Linked DNA regions of Homo sapiens: region 1 is linked to region 2. A link is a loop called in an ENCODE intact Hi-C map of the cell type or tissue named here. Cell type or tissue: heart left ventricle. All regions are shown on one strand. Links, peaks and the distances in the headings refer to the core of each region. The heading gives the core; the rest is flanking DNA.

Region 1 (5,387 bases), core at 56-5,055, 130 kb after region 2:
ATAACGTGGTAGAAGGTATCACGCAGCGAGAGGGCAAGAGCGTGCATGTCAGTTCAAGTCTCTCCTCTTTTTTCAAGCCGCCAGTACTATCATGGGAGCCCCATCCCGATGACCTCATCTCATCCTTATTTCCTCCCAAAGGCCTCACCTCCACTCCACATATGAATTTGGGGATTACGTTGCCAACACATGAAAGTTGGGGGACACATTCAAACCATAGTATATGCTAATTGCTTTTTTTTTCTTGATACGGAGTCTCACTCTTGTTGCCTAGGCTGGAGTGCAATGGTGCAATCTCACCTCACTGCAACCTCTATCTCCTAGATTCCAGGGATTCTCCTGCCTTAGCATCCCAAGTAGCTGGGATTATAGGCACACACCACCACACTTGGCTAATTTTTGTGTTTTTAGTAGAGACGGGGTTTCACCATGTTGGCCAAGCTGGTCTCGAACTTCTGACCTCAAGTGATTTGCCCGCCTTGGCCTCCCAAAGTGCTGGGATTACAGGTGTGAGCCATCATGTCGGGCCTATTCTTTACTGTTTATACTTCTCTTGTGTGTAGACAAAATGAAACAGTAGAAAGGACAAGAACTTTGAAGCTAATGTAATCTGAATCCTTGAGTTTGTATCCTCATATTTTAAAAAATTGTGGTTACAAAACAAAACACATGAGATCTAACTCCTAACAAAATTTTAAGTGTACAGTGTTGTTAACTTATAAACACAATGTTATACAGCTGATTTCTAGAAGTATTTCATCCTCTGTGACTGAAACTTTATATTCTTTCAACAATTCTCCATTTTCCTCTCTCCCCAAGCTCCTGGCATTCACCATTCTGCTCTGCTTCTATGAGTTTGATTATTAATTAATTAATTATGATTATTATTGTTGAGATAGGGTCTCTCACTCTGTTGCCCAGTCTAGATGCAGTGGCTTGAGTGTAGCTCACTGTAAGTTCAAACTCCTGTGCTCAAGTGATCCTCTCAAGCAGCTGAGACTATAGGCATGTGCTGCTATACACAGCTAATTTGTAGATTTTTTTATAGAGATGAGGATCTTGCTATGTTGCCCAGGCTGGTCTTGAACTCATGGCCTCAAGTGGTCCTCCCAAGTCAGACTCCCAAAGTGTTGGGATTACAGGTGTGAGCCACAGTGCCTAGCAGAGTTTGACTACTTTATATACCTCATAAGAGTGGAATCGTGTGCTGTTTATCCTTCTGTGACTGTTTTATTTCTCTTGTGTGATGTCTTCAAGTTTCATTCATGTGGTAGCATGTATCAGGATTTCCTTTTTTTATGGCGGAATGATCCATTATGTGTATATATCACATTTTGTTTATCCATTTATCTGTTAGTGAATATTTAGGATGCTTCTACACTTTGGTTATTGTGAATAATGCTGCAATGAACATGGGAGTGAAAATAGCTCTTTGGGATCCTGACTTCAGTTCTTTTGGATAAATACCCAGAAATGAGATTGTTGGATCGTATGCCTCACTTTTTAAGTAAAGGTTTGTAATATGGAACATGTGCATTGTTCCATGTAATGCATGGCATACAGAGTGGGTTCTTTCCTGTCTAGGCACCCTCTTTTGAAACCAAGTGTCCATATAGTTTGAGTATTTTCACTGTGGTTTATCATAAGTACTTAGTATTTCTTGCTTAACTAATGCCTTATAATTATTTTTTAGAGACAGTCTTGCTCTGTCAACCAGGCTGGAGTGCAGTGGCACAATCATAGTTCACTATAATCTTGGACTCCTGGGCTCAAGCAGTCCTCCCACGTCAGTCTCCTGAGTAGCTAAGACTATAGGTGCTTGCCACCACACCCAGTTAATTTTAAAAATTTTGTGTAGAGGTGAGGTCTGTGTTGCCCAGGCTAGTTTTGAACTCCTAGTCTCAAGTGATCCTCCTGCCTCAGCTTCCCAAGTAGCTAGGTCTACACGTATGTGCCACCATGCCTGTATTTTTAACATAGCGATATGGGGTCTTGCCATCTTGTCCAGGCTGGTCTTGAACTCCTGTTCTCAAGCAGTCCTCCTGCTTTGACCTCCCAAAGTGCTGGGATTATAGGTGTGAGCCACTGTACCCAGCCTCTACTATTTTTGATCATGTCTTCAATAACACTGAGAATTATTTTGGAGAGAAGTCAACATTTCCCCACAAAAACCCTTTTATTCACTGGTCACTCACAGCAGCTGTGTCATTGAGAAGTGTTGACACTGCTTTTGGTTTTTAAGTGACTGTGTGTTATTCCTTCCCGGGGTGAAAAAAAAAATTGCAAGGTTGGAATTTTCTGGATTGTTAACAAGATCAAAAAGCAAAGATATAAAGCCAAGGGGGGAATGTCTTTCTACGGAATGGTGGTAGAAAGCAAAAAATGCTAGAATTTTGTAGAAATTACTAGGTATTACAAAAATAATCTTTGACCAGAAAATGAAGGTTGCTGTTTTTTATGTTATTCTAAAGTGTAGTACACTTTAACCAGCTAGGGTTTTTGTCTGGATCTTTAAAGTATATTGATAAAAATGCACATACACATTTATTTTTCTTTTAGAAGATGACTTGATTTCCTAGGACAGAAGTTATTTCATAGTTGTAATTTCAATAATCATGGATGTTAGCTTTGAAGTGGTTGATAAGAAGCTCTCTGATTCTCCTCTATTCAGAGAAGACACAGTTGTAGCCATTTCTCTGATTTTCCTCAGTTTTCGCCTTAGAACTAGTAAAAGAGGATTCAGTGGCTTCAGCATACTCAAAGCCAACATAGGGGTGTTGAATTCTCCAGGAAAAGAGAGATCCTGTTTTCTCAGTTTGTTGTTGGGGTTTTGTTTTTGACATTTTTTGACAGCTAAGATCAAGATCTCATGACTTGTGTTCTGGCCAGAGGACCCTCAGCTTTTTGTGATGAGTCATTTCCTAATGCATCCGGAGGCACTGGGCTTGGAACCCCCATCTCAGAGTTGGGGGCAGCAGATCCAGCCACTGCAGCTGGGAGGGAGTCCAGGTGTCAGGAGGAAGGGGCTGAGGTCTTCAGGGCTGGTGGCTCAGGGTATATGAGTAGCCTGACACAGGCACCCATGTCCCCAGACCTTCTCTGGCCATATGGAGTCAGAGTGACCTCCAGTCCCCTGGAAGATTGCCAAGAGCAAGGCAGCTCCTCAGCCCCTGAGGAGTTAGCAGCAGATTATCCAGAGAGGGTCTCAGGCTCCTTATCAGAACTGAGCTAGAGGGTGATTTAGGCCTGTGGAATGCAGGAGCAAGAAAGCCAAGTTACTGGATACAAGGTCAGGGCCTGCCTGTTAAGCAGCAAGAGCAACTTAGCCAGAGCTATTTAAATCTCTATCTTAGAAATTCCCGCTGGGTTGAGCCAGCAAGGGGAGTGTGGGGGCAAGGGTTAAGAGGCTTCAGCTGTGGGGAAGGAAGGGCCATGGACACTGAAAACAACAGGCCAGGCCTGGATGTCCTGACAGCCTAGACCTAAATAGAGAGGTTTTTAGTGTCCTGGTAGGTCATTTCAGCCTGCTTGCAAGTGAATGGGTCTTAGGGTGTAAGGTACATATTCAATCATGAGCTTGAAAACTGAGAATTACTTATGTGAATCTGGAAGTGGATGTAGTTTTAAATTCAATTTAGACAAAACAAATTCCTCAATTTTTCCCAAGTGTAAATTATAACCCTATATTACAGAACTGTCAGTTAAATTCATGAAAGTACTCTTTACCAAGCCTGAAGCAAATTGGTGCTTTTGAGTGCTATTACTTATCGAGAAATAAATATATAAATCAGAAAGCTGAGCTTTGGAAAAAAGAAATAAATATGAAGTCACCCAATAATCCATTCTGAGTAGATGAATGATTAAAGATATGTGAGGTGAGGTTGCTTTAGAGCAAGGGAAAACTCACCCTAGCCTCTGTGGTTCACATGGGCATGCATAACAGTACAGAATTTATTCCTTGGCTCTGTATGTCATACAGATTAGATTCCAAAGTCAACTGAAGCTTGCCTTATTGATCACAGAATCCTAACATTTAAACCAATTTTATCATCTTTAAGAAAGTTGAAAACTTAATACCTTTAGAGACTACAGAAACGCTTAGGCTGTTTAAAAACACTCTCATTCAAATACCTTCTTCCCTAAGGTCATATGGCCCTGGGGTATCTGGGGCAGATTGAACTGGCAAAGATTCAGAAGGCTTCATTGGTGACTTAGGAGGAGATAGGGGGCGTGTCATTAATACAAAGGCATAGTCCATCTGCTCAAAGAAGTTTATAATCTGGTGAGGAGCTTTACTCACAGATACCGTAAGAAAAGATGGATGAGAATAATGAATGGGAGAGTACTCAGATGGAATATTCCAGATCAGAATGGCAGTGCTTTTGAGAAAGCCTGTCCTGGTTTCCGTTGGTGTTAGAGACCACACAGAGACAGCACATTGCAGTTGGATACAGTCCCCATTCCTATTTTTGAGGACATTTGGATCTTGTGGACTGAGGTTAGCCATGTGGATATCTCTCCTGGATATAGTGGCAGAGACACACTGTGAGCAAAGTAACCTTTTCTTGGTGCCCAGGGTCACCTTTCAGAGCCAAGAATTGTGCTGCTTTAAAATGCTTTTTTTTTGGCGTCCTTGCATGCATTTGGGGATTGAAAGGCTGTTAAAATATAACAGCCTGTAATCTACTGTTTCGAATTTTACAGATTCTCTCCTGTCAGTCGCAGCTTCTCAGGGCTGTCATTGTGCCCAGATCTAACACTGTCCCTCCATTCTCTTAACTTACAACAGTCTGGGAAACCACATATTCTCTCCTGTTAGAATTGAATCTGAAAGACAGTGGGAGGGCTCTGAGGGAGAGCCTGTGAAGAGGTGTTGGGGGTTGGTGTGGGGGTTAGGAGTTCCCTTCTGCATTGTGCATGAACTGAGCCCCAGATTTTGGCAGCTTTGAAGACTTATTTGCATCTTGGTTCTTGGTGTTTTCTGGATAAGTTGAGGTTGCAGCATATGACTTCTGTCTTTGATAGGCCTCCCCCTTTTTTCCTCCTACTCTTGCCTGAATCAATTTTGTTATGGAAAGAGTGAAAGTTTTCTCAGGGAAAATGAGAAGAAGCTCAACGGAGGAAGACCCAGGGCTGAGCAAGCCTTGGCCGGTCCGTCAGCCACTGTTTGTACAGCCTAAATATACTGAGCCCTGCAAAAGGTTCAGTGGGATGTCATGGAGCCTGCCATCAAGAAGCCTAGTCTGTGGTTGGGAGAGAGAACAAACAGACCTGAAACTCCCGATTAAAAGCAGTGGTTTTGCATCTTGTGTGAGTTCAGAGAAGAGTGATTTAAGTCAGGGGCTTGGTGTCGGGAGGGTGGGATCCAAGTGGGATTCAAGTAAGTG
Region 2 (5,387 bases), core at 103-5,102:
ACAGCAGCCAACAATATAATCGAGTCAATTTTTAAATTTTTTAATAAAAAAGTATACAGGACAAAAAGGGAAACATGTAATGGATTGATACCTTTAAAACACAATCATGTAAAAAAAAAAAAAAAAAAAAGGCAAGCCAGGCATTGTGGCTCACAGAGGTAATCCCATCACTTTAGGAGGTCGAGATGGAAGAATCACTTGAGCCCAGGAGTTGGAGAACAACCTGGGCAACATAGTGAGACCCCATCTCTAAAAAAAAAAAAAAATAGCTGGGTGTGGTGGTATGCCTCTGTAGTCCCAGCTACTCAGGAGGCTGAGGTGAAAGGATCACTTGAGCCCAGGAGGTCAAGGCTTCAGTGAGCAGTGATTACACCACTGCCTCCAGCCTGGGCAACAAAGCAAGACTCTGTCTCAAAAATAAAAAAAAAGAAGGCAAACACATACGTACATTTGGTCTGTTGCACTAATGAATAGGATTATGGTTTCTATTTTCAAGCCTTCTACAAATTTGTCAAGAACTGTGAAAATCAAACTTCTTCATTCATATTAAACAAATAATATTTTAATTACTTTAATTTTGAAAAGCACAAATAGTTAAGAAAAACACAAATAGTTAAGAAACACAAATAGTTAAGAAAAAACTTAAGCATCAAGGTGAGATTGATTCATAAAAATTCCATGTCAAAGTCAATCTGAGATTGTAATACAGTCCATGTAATTTCTTGAGGATGAATTATAGCAGTTTTCAAACATCTCTGCAGTGAAAAAAAAATTCCCTCAAGTATCCTCACCAGGAAATTCATGATAAATTTCTTCTGCATTTAGTTAAAACTTCTCAAGTTATTCTTTTGCAAAAATCAGAGAAAGTGGCTGAGTGATAGTAAATGTTCATCGTATTTGATCCTTTATTTTAGAATGAATGTCCAGTTCTTGCTGAAAATAACTCAGGCATTCAAAATTGTCTTTTTGATTTCTTCTGGCCATGTAAGGCCTGCATCTTTTGTTGTTTCTCCTGACATTTTTCTTTGAAATGTCCATTTCCTTATATTTTGTTTTTGCAGAGTTAATGGTCTTCTTGAAGTCTATGTACCCATCTGCAGTAAACAATTTCACTGTACACTGTTCTAGGTTGATTCTGGCTGTTTGTTAATATGTTTGTGAAGTCACGTAGAATGACAGAATTAAAGTTACCCAAGCTCTGTTTCTTTGTCTTTACTATCACTGTATTATCACTGATCATTTCAAATGTACACTTTAGACTCAGAAATACATGGTAGAACTGTGCCCAATCTGAGGTCTGATAGTTACAATTTATCATGAACTTACTCCTGAAACAAATGCTTGTAGCTGCATATGTCATAGGCCAACTGCGTAACTGGAAATTCTCCAAATTGACTTCCATGACGTAGAACAGAATGTTTGTGAAAGGATATATAATGAAAACGTGCTAATTGGAAGCATACATAGTTAAAAATGGAAAGAAAGCAAAGTCCTTGTTTAGAACTTAAATGAAAAATGTTCAGGGAGAATTAGTTTATCATTGCTGTTTAGAATCACTGTTTGATGGTGATAATAAAGCACAGGCCACCTTTTAGTTAGTTTTACTATTGTTTTTCAGTTTCCTTCAGGTAATGCCCACCTTAGTGCCTGCACAGGGAGGATGCTCCCATGGGCCTGCCCCCAGTCCCCCACCTCCTGAGGTCGCCCAGGAGGGAGACTCGGGTAAGACTGCAGCCACCCCTGCAGCAGGACTTCTTCCTTGTCCAGACCATCCCGGCCGGGCACGGTGGCTCGTGCCTGTAATCCCAGCACTTTGGGAGGCCGAGGTGGGCAGATCACTTGAGGTCAGAAGTTTCAGACCAGCCTGGCCTGGCCAACATGGTGAAACTGAAATACAAAAATTAGCTGGGCGTGATGGGGACAGCACCAGCCTGTAATCCCAGCTGCTCAGGAGGCTGAGGCACAAAGCTCGCTTGAACCCAGGAAGCAGAGGTTGCAGTGAGCCAAGATTGCGCCACTGCACTCCAGCCTGGGTGACACAGTGAGACTCTCTCAAAAAAAAAAAAGACAATCCCAATTATCTTCACATCTCCACCTCTCAGGCCAGGGGACTATGCCCAATTCAGGAGAATATACTAATTAATCTAAAATTTTGAGTTAATTTCTCCTTGCCTGTAATGGTTTAGGAGTGGGTATTTGTTGAAAATCTAGCCAAAGAAGTTTGAGGGAAGTCTAATTTGGGGGCTTCTAAATCCATCAATGCACTCCAGGCATTGTCTATAGCTAAACAAATAAGGTGTATGTTATATACATACATACATACATATATATGTATAAAACACATATATTGTATAACACATGTATATAGCACATATGTATATATACACACACAAAGATATATATCACCTTGTTTCTTATGTATGTGTATACTATTGAGATTAATAAAAATAAAAATACACGTTCACATAAATGAGGTACTAAATTCATAGAATCTTTTAGTCTTTATGTATTTTTCTCAATCAAAAGATACAAAAAGTACAAATACTATTACATGCAGGTTCATGTCTTACCCTTATGCTTAAAAGGAGTCCTCATTAGTGGACAGCATTCTATTTCTCTCTTTGTCATTAAATAGCCTATCATCGAATTTTTCTATCAACCACTAGAGGGTAGTATAGACCAGAAAAAAAGCCCAAGCATCCAGTTGGCGGCAGCACATTCCTGAGACTAAGTGCTGCAGTGATAAACAGCCATTTGGTTAGAATGACCAGTGTAGGCAAAACAATTTAGGCCCCACTTTATAAAAACTCAAAATAAAAATACCGTTACCGGCCAGGCGCGGTGGCTCACACCTGTAATCCCAGCACTTTGGGAGGCCGAGGCGGTTGGATCACGAGGTCAGGAAATCGAGACCATCCTGGCTAACACGGTGAAACTCCGTCTCTACTAAAAATACAAAAAAAATTACCCGGGCGAGGTGGCGGGCGCCTGTAGTTCCAGCTATTCGGGAGGCTGAAGCAGGAGAATGGCGTGAACCCGGGAGGCGGAGCTTGCAGTGAGCAGAGATTGTGCCACTGCACTCCAGCCTGGGCGACAGAGCCAGACTCCATCTCAAAAAAAAAAAAAAAATACCGTTACCAAATTCCATGAGAAATGTGTATATTTAACTGGTTAGACAAATTTAGACATGAAGTGCTCAGAGTGTAGGACTGGAGTGACTAGGTTTGAATGTTACCTCGACTCTTAACAGCCGTGTGACCATGGGAAAGTGTTTAACCTCTGTTTCAGCATCTGTAAAATAATGGTAATAACAGTATCTATGATCATTCAATTAGAACAGTGACTGCATAGCACATAGTGAGCATGCTCCAAATTTGGGCAGATTTACTTTTCTTGGCCTCAGTTTTCTCATCTGTAAAGTGGAGCTAGCAATATTAGTCCCATGGTTGAAGAGTAAATGCACATAAGCAATTAGCACAATGCTTGACACTTGGTAAAATATATGCTTTTGTTAGTACTATTTTAATATTCTTTTTATAATTACTAATGATATTATTGTTAGACTTGGAATAAAAACTTGGCACTGGTATTTTGTCATTGATTGTTTACCTTAAGGCACATTTGAGAAACAGCGGCCCTATGGGGTGGCTCATGCCTGTAATCCCAGCACTTTGGGAGGCCAGGGCAGTTGGATTACTTGAGGTCAGGAGTTCGAGACCAGCCTGGCCAACTTAGCGAAACCCTATCTCTACTAAAAATACAAAAATTAGCCGAGTGTGGTGGCGTGTGTCTATAATTCCAGCTACTTGGTAGGCTGAGGCAGGAGAATCGCTTGAATCTGGGAGGCGGAGGTTTCTATGAGCTGAGATCGCACCACTGCACTCCAGACTGGGTGACAGAGTAAGACTTTGTCTCAAAAAAAAAAAGGAGAGAGAGAGAGAAATGGCAACATGGAATTGCATTTTCTGGTTCTTCCCAAAGCTGGCAAGGCTCCTGGCCACATACTGCTCACCACAGTTTTAAAGCTTTGCCTCTACCTGAAAACCAAACTGGATATGCAGTTAAGTGGAGAATTTAATCTTCCTTTAAAGACAATGCAAACAATTGGTGCCCCTTTAAAACTCGCTTTCTTGTTGAAAGTGAATATTTCTTTTGGATCATTCAAAAACTTCAAGTTTCTTCTGTGATTGTGTACAAGGTGTCATCCCTTGTTTATTTCTGGATAGACTTCCACAGATTAAAGCTAGCATCTGTATTCTCCCTAAGCTGGTCTCTGCTGCCAGGGCCTTACTTGTTGTTGAGCAAGGATGGTTTGGCACTGACGGTCCGATTTACATCCTCCTATCTCCATGAAGAAGCTTATCCTAGCCTGGGCAATGTAGTGAGACCTCATCTGTACTCAAAATAAAATAAAATAAATTTAGCCGGACATGGTGGCTTATGCCTATAGTCCCAGCTATTTGGGAGGCTGAGACAGGAGGATTGCTTGAGCCCAGGAGGTCGAGGCTGCAGTGAGCCATGATAGCACCACTGCACTCCAGCCTGGGTAACAGAATGAGACTCTATCTCTAAAACAAAAAAAAAAACTTACCTTTAAAAAATCATACCTACTTCAAAATGATATAAAAACGTCATCAATCATTTTATGTGTTTTGCTATACCTGCCAAGAAGAGTTCGATGGTGTTGAACTGTTGCTTAGCATTTAGTCTCTTTTGGTAATAAAAAAATTAATACTGGCCACAAAACAAATTGATTTCATGAGCTTATTGACAGCCCTGGGGAATTTAGAGTTTGCCATAGTGAGCCAAGAGGGCCAAGCTGCTTCTGCTTGACCTACAAATCCTACAGTTGCCAGCCAATCTAGTCAATTCTTGGCGATGGATTGATTTCCCCATCAGTTTTCTTCAATCTCGCCTCAGACCTCAGAACTTCCTATTCCACTGGACACCATTGCTGCTCAAATAAATCCCATTATAGACAGAGCCCCAGTGTGTCATATCACCAAAAGACAGAGCAAATGGCTGGTTGGACTACTGTAAGCCCTGGATCACTTCCAGAATACAGGTTCCACCATGCGAGCCAACGAATCTGTTTTCCCAGTCATCTGTTTTCACCAAGTCAAGAGTTCAAAAGACTTGTCCAATAAGTCAGAACTTCTGTAGCTGGATGACTGGTGTTCCAGTGTGATCATCATGTCTGCCCTTTAAATGTAAAAACTGAAGCACTTTGTGAAACCTGAAAACAGTTTAAGACATTAAAAAGTCCTCCCCCCTCATCTAAAAGAAAAAGGAATTTTCATGCACTGTAGAAACCATTCAGAGGCAAAACATCACATCCCAGTGAATATAATAGGGTCTTGCAGCCCCCTCTTATTTGAACACAACCC

The links. Hi-C counts contacts between places; a loop is a spot of excess contacts. Peaks named below come from ENCODE experiments on the same cell type or tissue, not always from the same donor. Only the 100,000 strongest peaks of a DNase experiment are listed, where the experiment ranks them.
Region 1: a loop joins it to region 2, with 2.8 times the contacts of the local background. A loop is called at or near these places in 14 of 110 quality-filtered maps.

What each region holds. Positions count from the first base shown.
Region 1 is chr2:159,027,892-159,033,278 of GRCh38, forward strand. All of the region lies in intron 2 of TANC1 (tetratricopeptide repeat, ankyrin repeat and coiled-coil containing 1), which reads left to right. Among named protein-coding and RNA genes, the nearest start is that of TANC1, 62 kb to the left of the region's middle. RefSeq lists an enhancer at 1,585-4,609. In heart left ventricle, for the core only: no CTCF peak of the experiment used is centred there; DNase peaks (open chromatin) are centred at 3,040 and 3,350; H3K27ac peaks cover 3,767 bases.
Region 2 is chr2:158,898,790-158,904,176 of GRCh38, forward strand. No RefSeq gene overlaps it. Among named protein-coding and RNA genes, the nearest start is that of TANC1, 67 kb to the right of the region's middle. In heart left ventricle, for the core only: a CTCF peak has its summit at 2,669 (motif pointing right); no DNase peak of the experiment used is centred there; H3K4me3 peaks cover 217 bases.